Regions from separate parts of the Homo sapiens genome. Here region 2 is linked to region 1. A link is an interaction called in ENCODE POLR2A ChIA-PET data of the cell type or tissue named here. Cell type or tissue: Panc1. All regions are shown on one strand. Links, peaks and the distances in the headings refer to the core of each region. The heading gives the core; the rest is flanking DNA.

What was found. Peaks named below come from ENCODE experiments on the same cell type or tissue, not always from the same donor. Only the 100,000 strongest peaks of a DNase experiment are listed, where the experiment ranks them.
Region 2: POLR2A ChIA-PET joins it to region 1 with 8 read pairs; 14 of 35 experiments call an interaction of 5 or more read pairs at or near these places.

What each region holds. Positions count from the first base shown.
Region 1 is chr19:35,634,500-35,642,206 of GRCh38, forward strand. RBM42 (RNA binding motif protein 42) reads left to right here. Exons shown (of 10, transcript NM_024321.5): 9 at 2,659-2,853; 10 at 2,943-3,186. The coding sequence ends at 3,055. ETV2 (ETS variant transcription factor 2) reads left to right here and starts at 7,246. Exons shown (of 7, transcript NM_014209.4): 1 at 7,246-7,657. RefSeq lists an enhancer at 7,402-7,707. In Panc1, for the core only: no CTCF peak of the experiment used is centred there; no DNase peak of the experiment used is centred there.
Region 2 is chr19:35,553,526-35,560,250 of GRCh38, forward strand. ATP4A (ATPase H+/K+ transporting subunit alpha) reads right to left here. Exons shown (of 22, transcript NM_000704.3): 7 at 6,280-6,548; 8 at 5,468-5,666; 9 at 5,052-5,161; 10 at 4,837-4,971; 11 at 4,130-4,322; 12 at 3,388-3,563; 13 at 2,151-2,287; 14 at 1,915-2,065; 15 at 1,641-1,809; 16 at 1,397-1,551; 17 at 181-304. Among named protein-coding and RNA genes, the nearest start is that of ATP4A, 6.8 kb to the right of the region's middle. RefSeq lists enhancers at 4,411-4,500, 4,570-5,185, 5,640-5,739 and a silencer at 4,761-4,860. In Panc1, for the core only: a CTCF peak has its summit at 2,296 (motif pointing right); a DNase peak (open chromatin) is centred at 4,547; H3K4me3 peaks cover 1,486 bases; H3K27me3 peaks cover 252 bases.

The sequences.
Region 1 (7,707 bases), core at 1,513-6,512:
GGAGGGGAGGCTATGGCTCAGGGGCTGGTTCTTCACCTAGCCATGGGCCGGAGCTTGGTGGAGGTGACGGGGACATGGGGCTTTGTAGCCTGTTTTACTCATGAGGTGCCTGGCTTCAGAGAGCATTCTTTTTTTTTCCCAACTCTTAGGATAAAAATTTTTTTTTTTTTTTTTTATGAGACAGAGTACCACTCTGTCGCCCAGGCTGCAGTGCAGTGGCGCAATCTTGGCTCACTGCAGCCTCCGCCCCCCAGGTTCAAGTGATTCTCCTGCCTCAGCCTCCCAAAGTGCTGGGATTACAGGCATGAGCCACTGTACCTGGCCGGGAAAAATTTTAAACACAGATGGCACAGTAAACACCCGTCTACCCACCACCTAGATTCTGCAATTAACATTTTGCTGTGTTCACTTTTTTCCTCTTTGTGTATGTATCTGGTTTCTTTGTTTTTAGCTCAGTCATTTGAAGCAAGTTATAAGTGAATTAATCACTTCTAAATATCTCAGTATTTATCTCCTAAGAAAAGAGATATTTTGGCCAGGCACGGTGGCTCACACCTGTAATCCCAGCACTTTGGGAGGCGGAGGCAGGTGGATCACTTGAGGTCAGGAGTTCAAGACCAGCCTGGCCAACATGGTGAAATCCCGTGTCTCTAAAAATACAAAAAAATTAGCCAGGCTTGGTGGGAGGCACCTATAATCCCAGCTACTCGGTTGGCTGAGACAGGAGTATCGCCTGAACCCAGGAGGCAGAGGTTGCAGTGAGCCGAGATCAGGCCACTGCACTCTAGCCTGGCAACAGAACAAGACTCCATCTCAAAAAAAAAAAAAAAAAGAAAAGAGATACTTTTTGCATATCATAATACTATTATCAAGTCTAAGAACATTAACTAATTCGGTATCTTCTTTTCAGTTTATATTCGTATTTCCCTAGGTGTCCCAAAACTCTGTTAGAACTATTAATGTTTTTGCCCTGAACCAGCATGCATGCAGTTTTATGTCCTTCAATTATATCTTTTTTTTTTTCTTTTTTTTTTTTGAAACGGAGTCTTGCTCCATCGCCCAGGCTGGAGTGCAGTGGCGCAATCTCGGCAGCTCACTGCAACCTCCACCTGCCAGGGTCAAGTAATTCTCCTGCCTCAGCCTCCCGAATAGCTGGGACTACAGGCGCGCACGACCATGCTTGGCTAATTTTTGGTATTTTTAGTAGAGACGGGGTTTCACCATGCTGGCCAGGCTGGTCTCGAACTCCTGACCTTGTGATCCGCCTGCCTCAGCCTTCCAAAGTGCTGGGATTACAGGCATAAGCCACCACGCCCAGCCTCGATTATATCTTAATAAGAACGGTCTCTTTCCTGCCTCTTTGTTTTGTACATATTTTTTGAAGTGTCCAGGGCAGTTGTCATGTATGATGTCCCACCTTCTGAGTTTGTCCGGTTGTTTGCTCCTGGCATTGCCTAACTTGTGCTTAGAGTGTCCCATATCACAGACGCCATGGGGCAGCCGTGCAATGGCTGAGGAAGGAGATGGACCCCTCCTGCTTCAGTGTTTGACTTCCACCCCCTCTCCTGGGACCGTCTACCTGGCCCAGAGAAGACCCTAGCTCTGTGACCTTGGGCAAGTCACTTAGCCTGGTTTTGTTTTGTTTCTTCTTTTGTTTTTTTTTTTTTTCTTTTTTTTGAGACAGAGTCTCGCACTGTCACCCAGGTTGGAGTGCAGTGGTGTAATCTTGGCTCACTGCAGCCTCCGCCTCCTGGGTTGAAGCAATTCTCCCACCTCAGCCTTCCGAGTAGCTGGGATTACAGGCACCCACCACCACACCCAGCTAATTTTTGTATTGTTTAGTAGAGATGGAGTTTCACCATGTTGGTCAGGCTGGTCTTGAACTCTTGAGCTCAAGTCATCCACCTGCCTCAGCCTCCCAAAGTGCTGGGATCACAGGCGTGAGCCACTGTGCTTGGCTCACTTAGCCTTTTAAGCCTCATATTCCTCATCCCCTCCCTTGTGGGGACAGGGATTCATTGGGACAGAGCATGTTCAGTGGAAGCACAGGCCCAACTCAGAGGCAGCATGAGAATGTCAGCTGGGTGCAGCCATGGCGGAGGAGCAGGCAGCATGTCCAGGTCTCAAGGGGGAGTTAGGGCAGGCCTTGCCAAGGAAGCAGGGCTGAGGAAAGATGAAGCCCATGTTCCTGAGGTGCCATGACGGGCAGCCAGTGGGTGACAGGGGTCCAGGGGACCAAGGGACACCAAGGCTCAGAGGAAAGGCCAGGGCTAGGGCAGAGTTAAGGGTGTTACTACAGGAATGAGTGAGGTGGCCCTGGGGTGGGGAGGGCAGTGCAGTTCAAGGTTAAAAGTAAGGACTGGAGCCAGATGCCTGAGCTCTTGTCTTAGCTCTGCCGCTTCCTGCTTGTGTCACTGTGGGCAGTGACTTCACCTCTCTGTGCCTCAGTGTAAAAGCATGGTTGGGAGTGCCAGAAATGGAAACACCCCTCCAGGTGCCAGCAGAGCTCCTGGCGCAGGGTCAGTAGGTGTTGACCATTATTACTAAGAGGTCCCTAGGCAGAGACTAGATACCTCCGAAAAGGTGGGATCGTTCAGACAAGGTAGACACTGGGCAAGGCCTCTGCATCCTCTGATGTCATCTCTTCCCCATCCCCAGATGACTTCCGGATCTTCTGTGGGGATCTGGGCAATGAGGTGAACGATGACATCTTGGCACGCGCCTTCAGCCGCTTCCCATCCTTCCTTAAGGCCAAGGTGATCCGTGACAAGCGCACAGGCAAGACCAAGGGCTACGGCTTCGTCAGCTTCAAGGACCCCAGCGACTACGTGCGCGCCATGCGTGAGATGAATGGTGGGTGCGGCCTCCCCTGGGAACTGCAGGCGCGGCAGGCGCTGGCCTAAGCCTGACCCGAGCCTGCCTTGAACCCTCTGTCTCCACAGGGAAGTATGTGGGCTCGCGCCCCATCAAGCTTCGCAAGAGCATGTGGAAGGACCGGAATCTGGACGTGGTCCGCAAGAAGCAGAAGGAAAAGAAGAAGCTGGGCCTGAGATAGGGTCTGTGGCCAGGCACCCGCTCCCACCTGGCCGGGCGCTGGCTCCTCCCTCAGTTCTCTTTGGAAAACCCCCAGCTGTCCACCCATCCCCTGCCCCAAAACCAGTTTCAATAAATTTACGTTCATTTCCACCCCTGGCTGGGCATGGAAGCACGCTGTGGGGAGCAGGGCTTGGCTTCCCCACAGCTGGAAATGGCGGGGAGCCTTGAGAGTTTACCCAGGCAAACACCCAGGCGGGGGCTTCTGAGCCCTTCCTGCGCACCCATTCCCTCTTCAAACCTCTTCCACACATGCTGAGTGCTGCTTATTCCAGAGGAGAAAGGGGGGCCAATGGCAAGGGTGAAGCCAAGCTGAGGCCCATCCCCGTGTCCTGGCTACTTCCTGTGTTCTCAGCACCAAGGTAGGAGATCTAGGCCCTTCCCTTCTGGAGCTCACAGGCTTCTAGGCCCTCTTCCATCCAGCAGACTCTCACCAAGGGTCTGAACAGTGCTTGAGGACACAATGGTGACTAAAAGTCCTGGGCCCTGCACCGTTAGAGCTCAAGGTCCAGTGCAGAAAATAGGCCCGGTGCCCTGACGATAAGAGCCCAGAGTGGTCAGGGCAGGATGGGGGCGCTGACCTGTGGGTGAGGGGGCCCTTCCTGAAGGAACCGTCCACCCCCAAGTCTCCTCTGGGGCTTTCCAGCTTCTCCAGTCTGCCATGCCCAGCCAGCTCACCATGCTCTAAGTCTCGGTGGGCACCTCTATCTCTGTCTCTGTGGGTACCCCTCCATTTCTTGTCTCTAAGCTTCTATATCCCTGTTGGTCTCTGTTCTCTCCCTTGGAGCTGGGAAATGAAAAAGGAGGAGAGACCCACAGATAGAGAGAACAGAGACTTGGGGTCTGTTCCCCTCTCTTCCCAGCTCCAAGCTGGCCTCTGCCTGTCTGAAGAGGTGTCTGTGCAGGGCCTTGAATGCCAGGCTGAGGGCTTAAGCTTTACGCAGAAGGCAGCAGCAAGCCCCAAAAAGCTGAGAAAATTCAAGCAGCAGCAAGGTCCTGGGCAGCACAGATGTGCGCTGTAGAAAGGGCCCTGTGACCGGCTGGGTGCGGTGGCGCACGCCTGTAATCCCAGCACTTTGGGAGGCAGGCAGATCACTTGAGGTCACGAGTTCGAGACCAGCCTGGCCAACATAGTGAAACCCTGTGCCTACTGAAAAATACAAAAATTAGTTGGGCGTGGTGGCGGGCACATGTAGTCCCAGCTACTTGGGAGGGCTGAGGCAGGAGAATCGCTTGAACCTGGTAAAAGGAGGTTGCAGTGAGCTGAGATCGCGCCACTGCACTCCAGCCTTAGTGACAGAGTGAGATTCTGTCTCAAAAAAAAAAAAAAAAAAACGCCCTGCGACCACCACTGTGGCTGGAAGTCTAGAAGGCTGGGGCAGGGACTGGGCCAGAGGAGGGAGATGGCAGGTTTGAGTATGGGGAGGAGTGGAGGGTCTCCCAGGGACACAGCCATCGGAACCCTCCATTAGGAGGGAGCAGGTTGGGCAGGACTTTGTGGGGCATAAGTCGGGGGATGGACAATACCAAGGCCTCTCAGGGACCGAGGTCCCCCAGGAGAGGTGTCGAATTTCTCCTGTTCCTGTCTTCCCCGCCTTACTGCCCCCTCTCTGACGTCACATTTTCCAGTCTGGTCAGAGGGTGAGAGCCTCCCTGGCAGGAAGTGCCCTTTAGCCCCCTGCCACCTGGGCCAGACCACCCAGCCCCAGGATCCTCAAAGCCCCTTCCCCCCATCACTAGTCTTTTCTACCCCTGACCCCCCTTGTACTGACAGCAAGCATAGGGTCACGGGAGGAGATGGGAAGAGAGGATGGCTCCAGAAAGGACGCTTCCAAATGCATGTGATTCTCACTTCCAAGTGGGAGCAGAACAGCAGGTACACGTGGACATGCAGAGTGGGGTAACAGGCACTGCAGACTCCAAAAGGTGGGAGCGTGGGGGAAGCTGAACAGTTACCAGTTGGGTACGTTGCTCACCATTCGGGTGCACTAAAGGCCCAGGCCAGTATACTGGATATACTGACATATATCCAGTAAGGAATCTGCACTTGTACCCCCTAAATGTTTATCTTTTTTTTTAATGCACACAAGTCTTCCTGAGAACAAGAAGAGACACACACACATAGAATGTGGCAAGCAGAGGTAGAGATGGCGCTGTGAGCAGGAGGCTCAGAGGCAGAGATGAGAACCATCAGAGACTGTGCAGTGGGAAGGGGGACGGGGAGAAAACCAAGAGACAGATGGAGACGGACAAGGAGATGAGATAGGAACACTCAAAGACAGATGGGGAGGGACAGAGATGTCAGAAGAGACCAGGTGACAAAGCCTCACTGGAGTCAGGCCCGTGGCAACAGAGACCCAGCTTTAGATATGCCAACCTGAAGAAAGAGGGCAGAGAGACATGGAGAGACAGACAAGAGGCCAGCTTCAAGGATGGGAAGCCAGGACTCCCTTCAGGCCTCCGCGCTGGACGGATAGAGGGACCAGTGATGCTCCAGGGCTCTGTGGCTTACCCCACACTGATTCCAATCCCAGTCCCACTCCCACTCCATGGGACCCCCGGTTTACTTTACTGTAAAATGGAAGGAGGAGCAATGCCACCCGCTCTCCAGAACGGCAAGTAGTTAATGATCAAGAGGCTGGGCTGGGGACTGGAAGATGCCGATATGCAAAAGTTATTTTTAATGGTAAATATTACATACTTATTAAAATACAGCAGGATGGCTGGGCACGGTGGTGGCTCATGCTTCTAATTACAGCACTAAGGCTAAGGCAGGTGGATAGCTTGAGGCCAGGAGTTTGAGACCAGCCTGGCCAACATGGCAAAACCCCATCTCTACTAAAAATGCAAAAATTAGCCTAGGCATGGTGGCTCACGCCTGTAATCCCAGCACTTTGGGAGACCGAGGCAAGTGGATCACTTGAGGTCAGGAGTTCGAGACCAGCCTGGCCAACATGGCAAAACCCCATCTCTACTAAAAATGCAAAAAATTAGCCGGGCATGGTGGTGCTTGCCTGTAATCCCAGCTACTTGGAAGGCTGAGGCACCAGAATTGCTTGAACCCGGGAGGCAGAGGTTGCAGTGAGCTGAGATCGCACCACTGCACTCCAGCCTGGGCGACAGAGTGAGACTCCATCTCGAAAAATATTTTATATATATATAGGACACCCAGTTATTGAATTTTACGTGAACAATTTTATAGTTTAGGTATGTCCTAAATATTTCATGTATGTATGTATATGTTACATGTATAGCTGTGGTTTTTTGTTGTTTTTTGCTGAATTATTTGAGCAAGTTACAGACTTTTTTTTTGTTGTTTCTTTTTTTGAGATGAAGTTTCGCTCTTGTTCCCCAGGCTGGAGTGCAATGGCATGATCTTGGCTCACTGCAACCTCCATCTCCCTGGTTCAAGCAATTCTCCTGCCTCAGCCTCCCGAGTAGCTGGGATTACAAGCACCCGCCACCACGCCTGGCTAATTTTTTGTATTTTTAGTAGAGACAGGGTTTCACCATGTTGGACAGGCTGATCTAGAACTCCTGACCTCAGATGATCCACCCGCCTCAGCCTCCCAAAGTGCTGGGATTACAGGCGTGAATCACCGCGCCCAACCACAAGTTACAGACATTATAACATTTCATCTCTGAGTTCATTTTCTAAATGATATCTTTCCTCCTGAATACCATTATCAAATCTAAGAAAAGAATTCTATGATATTTCATATTCAGTTCATACTCCAGTTTCCCCAATTGTCCTAAACTATTACAGCGCGGAAGGGCATGGGGTCTGGAGAAGGAGAGCAGTGGGAGGATGCCTGCCTTACCTTCCCCCTTCATCAAATGAGAGTATGTATTGTACTTGCCTCATAGAAGGATTCAATGAAGGGGTATGGCACAGTTGGTTTCACACAATGAGCCCTCATTTAATGTTGGCCGTTATTGCTACTATTGTTATTGTTGAAATTGTTGATGTCAATATTGCTATGATTGGCACTCCTGGGAAGCAGCCCCAGGACGCCCTCCCTACTGGGCCTGGTGGAGGATTGGGTGGGCCTTCACTCCTGCTCCACGCCCCCGCAGTTACTCTGCCGATTGTGACGTCAGCTGACGCTGGGGGCGGGTGGGGGAATCTGGCCGGAAATCCCTCTTCCTGTTGCAGATAAGCCCAGCTTAGCCCAGCTGACCCCAGACCCTCTCCCCTCACTCCCCCCATGTCGCAGGATCGAGACCCTGAGGCAGACAGCCCGTTCACCAAGCCCCCCGCCCCGCCCCCATCACCCCGTAAACTTCTCCCAGCCTCCGCCCTGCCCTCACCCAGCCCGCTGTTCCCCAAGCCTCGCTCCAAGCCCACGCCACCCCTGCAGCAGGGCAGCCCCAGAGGCCAGCACCTATCCCCGAGGCTGGGGTCGAGGCTCGGCCCCGCCCCTGCCTCTGCAACTTGAGCCTGGCTGCGACCCCTGCTCTGACGTCTCGGAAAATTCCCCCTTGCCCAGGCCCTTGGGGGAGGGGGTGCATGGTATGAAATGGGGCTGAGACCCCCGGCTGGGGGCAGAGGAACCCGCCAGAGGTGAGCGATGAACTGAGGACTAGATGCCTGGGTGTCTGGGTTAGGAAGGA
Region 2 (6,725 bases), core at 1,443-6,442, 81 kb before region 1:
CACAGCAGAACCAGAGAGACTGTCACAAACAGAGAGGGACACGGAGGACAACGGAGACCCAGGACCAAATGCAGACACTGAGGTCCAGAACCAGCCGGAGCCCAAGGCAGGGCCTGGGGCAGGCGAGCAGCCCAGCGCAGAGCCCCCCACCTCCAGGCTCCCCGGCCCACGGGCACCCACCAATCTGGAAGTAGGAGTAGGCAGCCAGGGGCTCGTTGACCAATCTGTCACGCTTTGGGTTGCGTGGACGCAGGTGCATGATGTCACTCTCGGCCTTTTCATATGCCAGGGACACAGATGGGAACTGGCCAGGAGTGGAAGGAACTGGGACTGAGGGTTTGGCTGGGCCCTTGTCCCCTCCACTTCGGGTCCCCCTTCCCCCACTTGTGAGCAGGAACAGGACTGAGGTTAGCAGGCAGGACCTGCAGGGACGGCACAGCCACACCAGCCTGGACAGCCTGGGCCCCACTGGCCCCTGGGTGTTGGCATCCTGGTGCCCATCTTCGTAAGAACATCTGCTTTTATCTTCTCCCTCTGTCTCCCTCCCTCTCTTTCTCTGTTCCTCACTCTGTTTCTCTGTCCCTGTCTCCAGTGTAATTCTCTGTGACTGTATCTGCTCTTGTGTATTTCTGTGTCACTCCCTATCTCTGTGTATCTTCAGTCTCTCAGTGTCGCCGTGCCCCTTCATCTGCTTGTGCCTAGAGTGGCAGCAGAGCATACTGACCACGACCACAGGCTGTGGGACCTGTGACTGCTCAAGCTCAAGTCACAGCCGGGCCACTTATTTGCCCAGTGACCTGGGACAATCCACTCTACCTGTCTATGCCTTGATGAGCTCATCAGTAAAGTACGGGTGATAGTAACAAAACTCATCTCATAGTGTGGTTATGAGTACAAAATTAAGGAAATGATGGTGTGTCTGGCCCAGAGAAAGCACTGTGTAAATGTTACCGAATAAATACCTGTCAACACAGCTGCGCCTCTGGCTGCATTCGTGACTGTATCTGTGGTTCTTTTCTGTCTGTCTGCCATGGGGTCTATCTGAGGGGGTTTATTTGTCCGTGTCTGTTTAGGGGCACGTGTCTGTGATTCAAGTTTGGCCAGATACCTGTTCTGTTTCCATCTCTGTCTGAGTATCTGTATCTGAGTCATGTGTGTGCATGGGTCGGCCCGGGCCTACCTGAGTGTCCGCCTGTGTGTGCATGGCTGTATGTCCATTTAGGTCTGTTCACCTGCCTGCCACCCATGTGTCCTGCACTGGCTGTCATTGCACACACAGGTCTTGTCTGTCACTCTGTGCCCAAGAGTGTCTGTGGTGGTCTCTGTCCCTCCTGTCCATCTGCAAGCAAGTGTCTCTGGGCACCCTGTGGATGGGTACCCTGGGCTGTGGACTTACAATGTCAGTGCAGAGTTCGATGAAGAGGATGGTGATGCACCCGAGGGGCAGGGGCACGCTGACGGTGATGTAGATGAGGTAGGGTGTCAGCTCTGGGATGTTCTTGGTCAATGTGTAGGCAATAGACTTCTTCAGGTTGTCGAAGATCAGTCGACCTGTGGGGTAGGGTGGGCACCTCAGCCTCCTCACAGCCCTCTCCCTCCTGTGCCCACACTGCCTGCCCTCCCCCTGGCGTGGCTCGGACCCTGCTCCACGCCTGTCACAATGGAGGCAAAGTTGTCATCCAGCAGGATCATGTCAGCTGCATTTTTGGCAGCATCTGAGCCAGCGATGCCCATGGCTACTCCGATGTCTGCCTTCTTCAGAGCTGGGGAGTCATTCACACCATCCCCCGTGACGGCCACAATCGCACCCTGCAGGCAGTGGGTGCAGGTGGTGGGTGGGTGGTCAGTGAGAGGCCGGTCCAAGACCAGCCCCGCCTGTCTGCCCGCCTGCCCACCCTCATCAGCAGGGCTCACCAGCCGCTGGCAGCTCTCCACGATCACCAGCTTCTGCTGGGGGCTGGTGCGCGCAAACACCATCTCGGGGTGGGTGCGCAGGGCCTCGACCAGTTCCGATGGGTCCATGTCCTTCAGCTGCATGCCATTGATCACACAGGCACGGGCATCCCTGGGGAGGAGATGGGAGGACCTCGCTGGGACCTCGGTCTGTGCCAGATGTGGGGAGAACCCCGGGGAGGTCTGGGGGGGCTTACTTGCGATTAACCTGGTCTACGGGCACACGGAGGCGGGCAGCGATGTCCTCCACTGTCTCGCTGCCTTCCGAGATGATGCCCACACTGGCTGCAATGGCCTTGGCGGTGATGGGGTGGTCACCCGTTACCATGATCACCTGTAGGGGGAACCAGTGGATCACTGACCCCTTCAGATCAGCCCAATCTCCCTGTCCTCCCTGGGAGACATCTGCTGATACACGTGTTCATTTACTTGACCAAGCGTGACCACCTCCTACGTGCCTGGGATATAGCAGAGACAAAAGAGACAAAAATCCCTGTCCTTGAGGAGCTCTAGTGAGGGTGACAGAAAATAAAGAAACGAATTATATAGTGTGTTAGAAAGTGGAAAAAAACATATTAAGCTTGGTGAAGGAAACGGTGACTCGATTTTAAGTGTACCCAGGGAAGGGCTTATTGAGAAGGTGATATCTGAGCAGAGACCTGTAAGAGGTGAGAGAGTCAGCCACGTGGAAAGCTGGGAGAAGAGTGCTCCTGGCAGGGAGAACAGCAGGTGCAAAGGCCCTGAGGTGAGGACAGGCCCGAACTGTCGGAGGAACAGCAGGGAGGACACCATAACTGCAGAGGAGTGAACAAGGAAAGAGGGCTAACGAACAAGCTTAGAAAGGTAACAAGGCCCGATGTAACAGGGCCGTAGAGACACGGGAAGGGCTTGGGCATTGCCTGCCTGGCCTTGGCTTTCCCACCCTTGTTTTGTGTTTGGGGAACCACTCCTCTCCCCTACACCATCAGTTGCAGTGAGGTCCCTGGCTAAGATTGGGTAAGTAAGCCCAGACCTGGCCAATCAAGGTCTTCCATCCCCCAGCCCCAGTGACTGGCTCAGGGATAAATGAGTGACCCAATCCAGTGCTACTGCAAAAGAGGCACTCTCTTTTTGTGGGGTGGCTAAGCAGGTGGGAGTTAAGTTTGAGCTGCTGGAGCAGGGGTGTGTGTGTCCCCAAGTGAAGGGAGTGCCTGCAAATAAAGCCAGCAAAGAGAACAGCAGAGCTGAGACATGGAGAAAGGAAAATTCCTAATGACACTGAGCTCCTGGATCTGGCTAGACCTGAAGCTTAATTCCCCAGAATTTTTCAGTATCATAAACCAATGCATTTTGGTTCAAGCCAGTTTCAGGTGGGTTTGTCATGGGGTTCTTCAACCCAAATCCTGCTGCCATCCTCTGTCCTCACTCCACTTGTTCCTCCCCACAGTGGCATACCCGGATGCCTGCGGTGCGACACTTGAGCACAGCATCAGGGACGGTGGCCCGGGGTGGGTCAATCATGGATACAAGTCCCGCAAAGCAGAGGCCGCTAGATGGAAAGTTCATGGCCTCTACGTCGAAGGCATAGCCAGGCGGGTAGTCCTTCTCATTCAGGTAGAGCTGGCAGAAGCCTGACCGGAAACGGGGAAGTCAGGGAAGAGCCCTGGGCACACCCTTTCTTAGCAGGGCCAGGAAATGGGTAAAATAACCAGGCCCCTTGCACCAAACACCTATGGATGCCTGACCTTGTGCTGACCCCTTCACTCACATTATCTGAATCTACCCTCACAACCACCCTGTGAGGCCCATTCTCATCTTACAGATGAGGAAACTGAGGCTCAGAGAGGGGACATTTCTTGCCAGAGGTCACACAGCAAGTAAAAGGCCCAGAATTGGACCACAGATCTGCTTTCTAGGGTAGAGGCAGCGAAGTTTAAGGCGTCAGGACAAAAATTGGGAGAGGTTAGAGGTCAGGATACGGATAAAAGTCCAGGTGAGGACTGGGGTCAAGGTAGAAAGTGAGGACAGACAGGGGTCAGGACTGGTACAGGGAAAGTCAAGGGTGAGGCTGTGGACTGCGACAAATCAGCCAGCAGCCAGGGATGAGGACGGTCAGGGCTGGGCCGGGAGTGGTGGGCAGGGTCTGTGCTAGCTCCTCCTCGCACCTGGAGTCTCCTCCCCTGCCCAGGGGTCTCACCGAGCACGCGTTCGCCCAGGCCTCCCAGGCTGAGGTAGGCGGTCTGGAAGGCCTCGCGCCACTGCTCGTCCAGCGGCAGCTCCTGGCCCTTGATAAGGATGGAGCTGCAGCGCTCCAGCACGCGCTCGGGGGCGCCCTTCATCACCAGCAAGTGTCGCGGGTCCCGCGGGTCCTCCAGCGTATGGATGGACAGCTGTGGGCGGGGGGGAGAGGCGAGGCTGTGGACGGGGGAACGGGGCGGGGCTGTGGACGAGGGAACGGGGCGGGGCTGAGGAGAGGGGCGGGGCCGAGAGCTCGGTGCGGGCTCTGAGAGCTGCGGGGAAGGGTGAAGGTGGAAGATGGAGGCCTTGTGTGGAGGGGTCCTTGGTAGAAGGTAAGCGTTAAGGCGGGGCTAGGTGCAGATTTGGAGTCCTGGACGCAGGGAATGAACAGAATTAGGGTGCGGAGTTGGGCTGGGGGCGGATTTGGAGAGCGAGGTGCTCCCCATGGACAGTCCCGCCGAGGAGAAGCTGTGGGCGGGGCTGGGTGGTGGGCGGGGCCTTGCCTCTGGTGGACGGGGCCATAGGCGGAGCGGGAGATGGGGTGGGGTTTGGCTGCGGAGAGAAGGGGCAAGGAGCGAAGCCCCTCGTGGCCCGCTGATGTGGGTGTGGCCTGGGGCGGGGCCCGAGGTGGGCGGGCCCAGGCCGTGGGCGGGGCCGGCTGCGCACCTGGAACTTGTTGGTGGAGTTGAAGGGTATCTCGCAGACTTTTGGGAAGCGGTCCCGGTAGCCCATGGCGTTGCCCAGCGTCAGCTCCGAGAACTTGAGCAGCGCCGTCTCCGATGCGTCTCCAATCACGATGCGCTGGGAGCGGGGACCGGTGTCAGGGGCGAAGCCGGCTACACCAGCCTCCCGGGATTCCCTGGAGGCCCCCTGGCTCTCACCTTGGGCACAGGCACTGCATCCTGGCCGGACTTGAAGGCGGCGCGGTTGCACAGGGTGAGCACCCGGCACAGCGCCCGCCACGTCTCCGAGGACTGGTCAAACGTCTGCCCTGCAGACCAGGCGTCCAGGCTGGGTCCCGCACGGCGGCTCTCCCGGACCAGAACCGAGCCCCCTCCTCCTAGGCTCATATCGCGGGCCCCCTCCCCAGACCTGGGTGGAATTGGGTTCCACCCAACCCTGAGGGACCCAGCCCCCGGATGACCCTTCCCTCTAGACCCGGTAGCGAGTCTCCTTTGAGACCTGGAGCCGAGCCGCCCCGCCTTCGTACAAAGCCCTCCCTACCTCCCTATCCCTCTTCAGGTCTCCACCATCCACCAGATCCTGCCCTGGCGCCTGTGCCCTCCCTCCCCCACACCTGACTGGTCTTCCGTGGTGTCAGCTGTGTGGATGTGGTTGTCAAACCACAGATGGGACACAGTCATGCGGTTCTGAGTGAGAGTCCCTGTCTTGTCCGAGCAGATCACCGAAGTGGAGCCCAATGTCTCCACCGCCTCCAGGTTCTTGACCACGCAGTTCTTACTGGCCAGGCGCTTGGCTGTCAGGGACAGGCAGACCTGGGGAAGGGGTGAGCACCGCAGGCTGGGGACCCACCCTGGCTTCCAGTCCTCTTCCCCGCGTCAAAGAACGGGGAAGGCTTTACCCCAGCCGCGGGGCTGCGTGTGCAACGTGCTTCTGCAAACACCAGGTGTTTTCTTGGCCCCAGCTTTTGTTCAGCCAGTGCTTTGTTTGGGACTCCTTCCCCAGTCTGCCCAGATACAGTAGCGAGGCCCCTCTCTGAGCTGTCCCAGCCGAGGTTCTGAAAATTCTCTTCACACAATCAAAATGAGAAGAGGAACCTTCCCCGCACCTCCCTGGGGACTGGTCTGGAGCTGGGTGCTGACTGTGGAAGGTCTGGTGACATGCTGGCTGCCTGCACAGGACATCAGCCTCTTCCAGTTAAGGACCCGGCCTCGTCATCTCTGCGCCCTCAATGTGTGGCACAGGACTTGCCCCAGGGTTGCCTCGGGAAGGACTTGCTGAATGAGTGGATGATGGGAAGGCAGGAGAATGGATGGGAGCTAAGTGGACAGATAGACAGGCAGGGAGGTGATGGGGGAAATGTGGAGGAAAGAACAGATGGTTGAGCAGGCCCCTCAGCTCCCTGCATCCCCGCCTGCCCCCACTCACTGTGACAGTGGCCAGCAGCCCCTCAGGCACATAGGCCACCACGATGGCCATGAAGAAGACCATGGCCCGCAGGAAGGTGTAGCCAATGCACATGGCCACAATAAAAAATGTGGCACCGAAGAGAATGGCCAGGCCCGCGATGATGTCCACAAAATGCTCGATCTCGATAGCGATGGGTGTCTTCTCGTTTTCCACCCCCGACGCCAGCGATGCGATGCGCCCAATGATGGTGCGGTCGCCCGTGTTCACCACCAGGCCCTGCACGGTGCCTGCAGGGGGGCCAAGGCGCGACTCAGGGATAGGGGGCGGCAGTGGGGTGTGCACTGCCGTGTGAGCTGAAGGACAGCCAGTCACTGCCAGTGGAGGATGTGACCTGGGAGAGGGTAGTGACAGTGGGAGACAGAGAAGCAGTGTGCCCTGGGGAGGTGGCAGTCACGGGGAGGTGG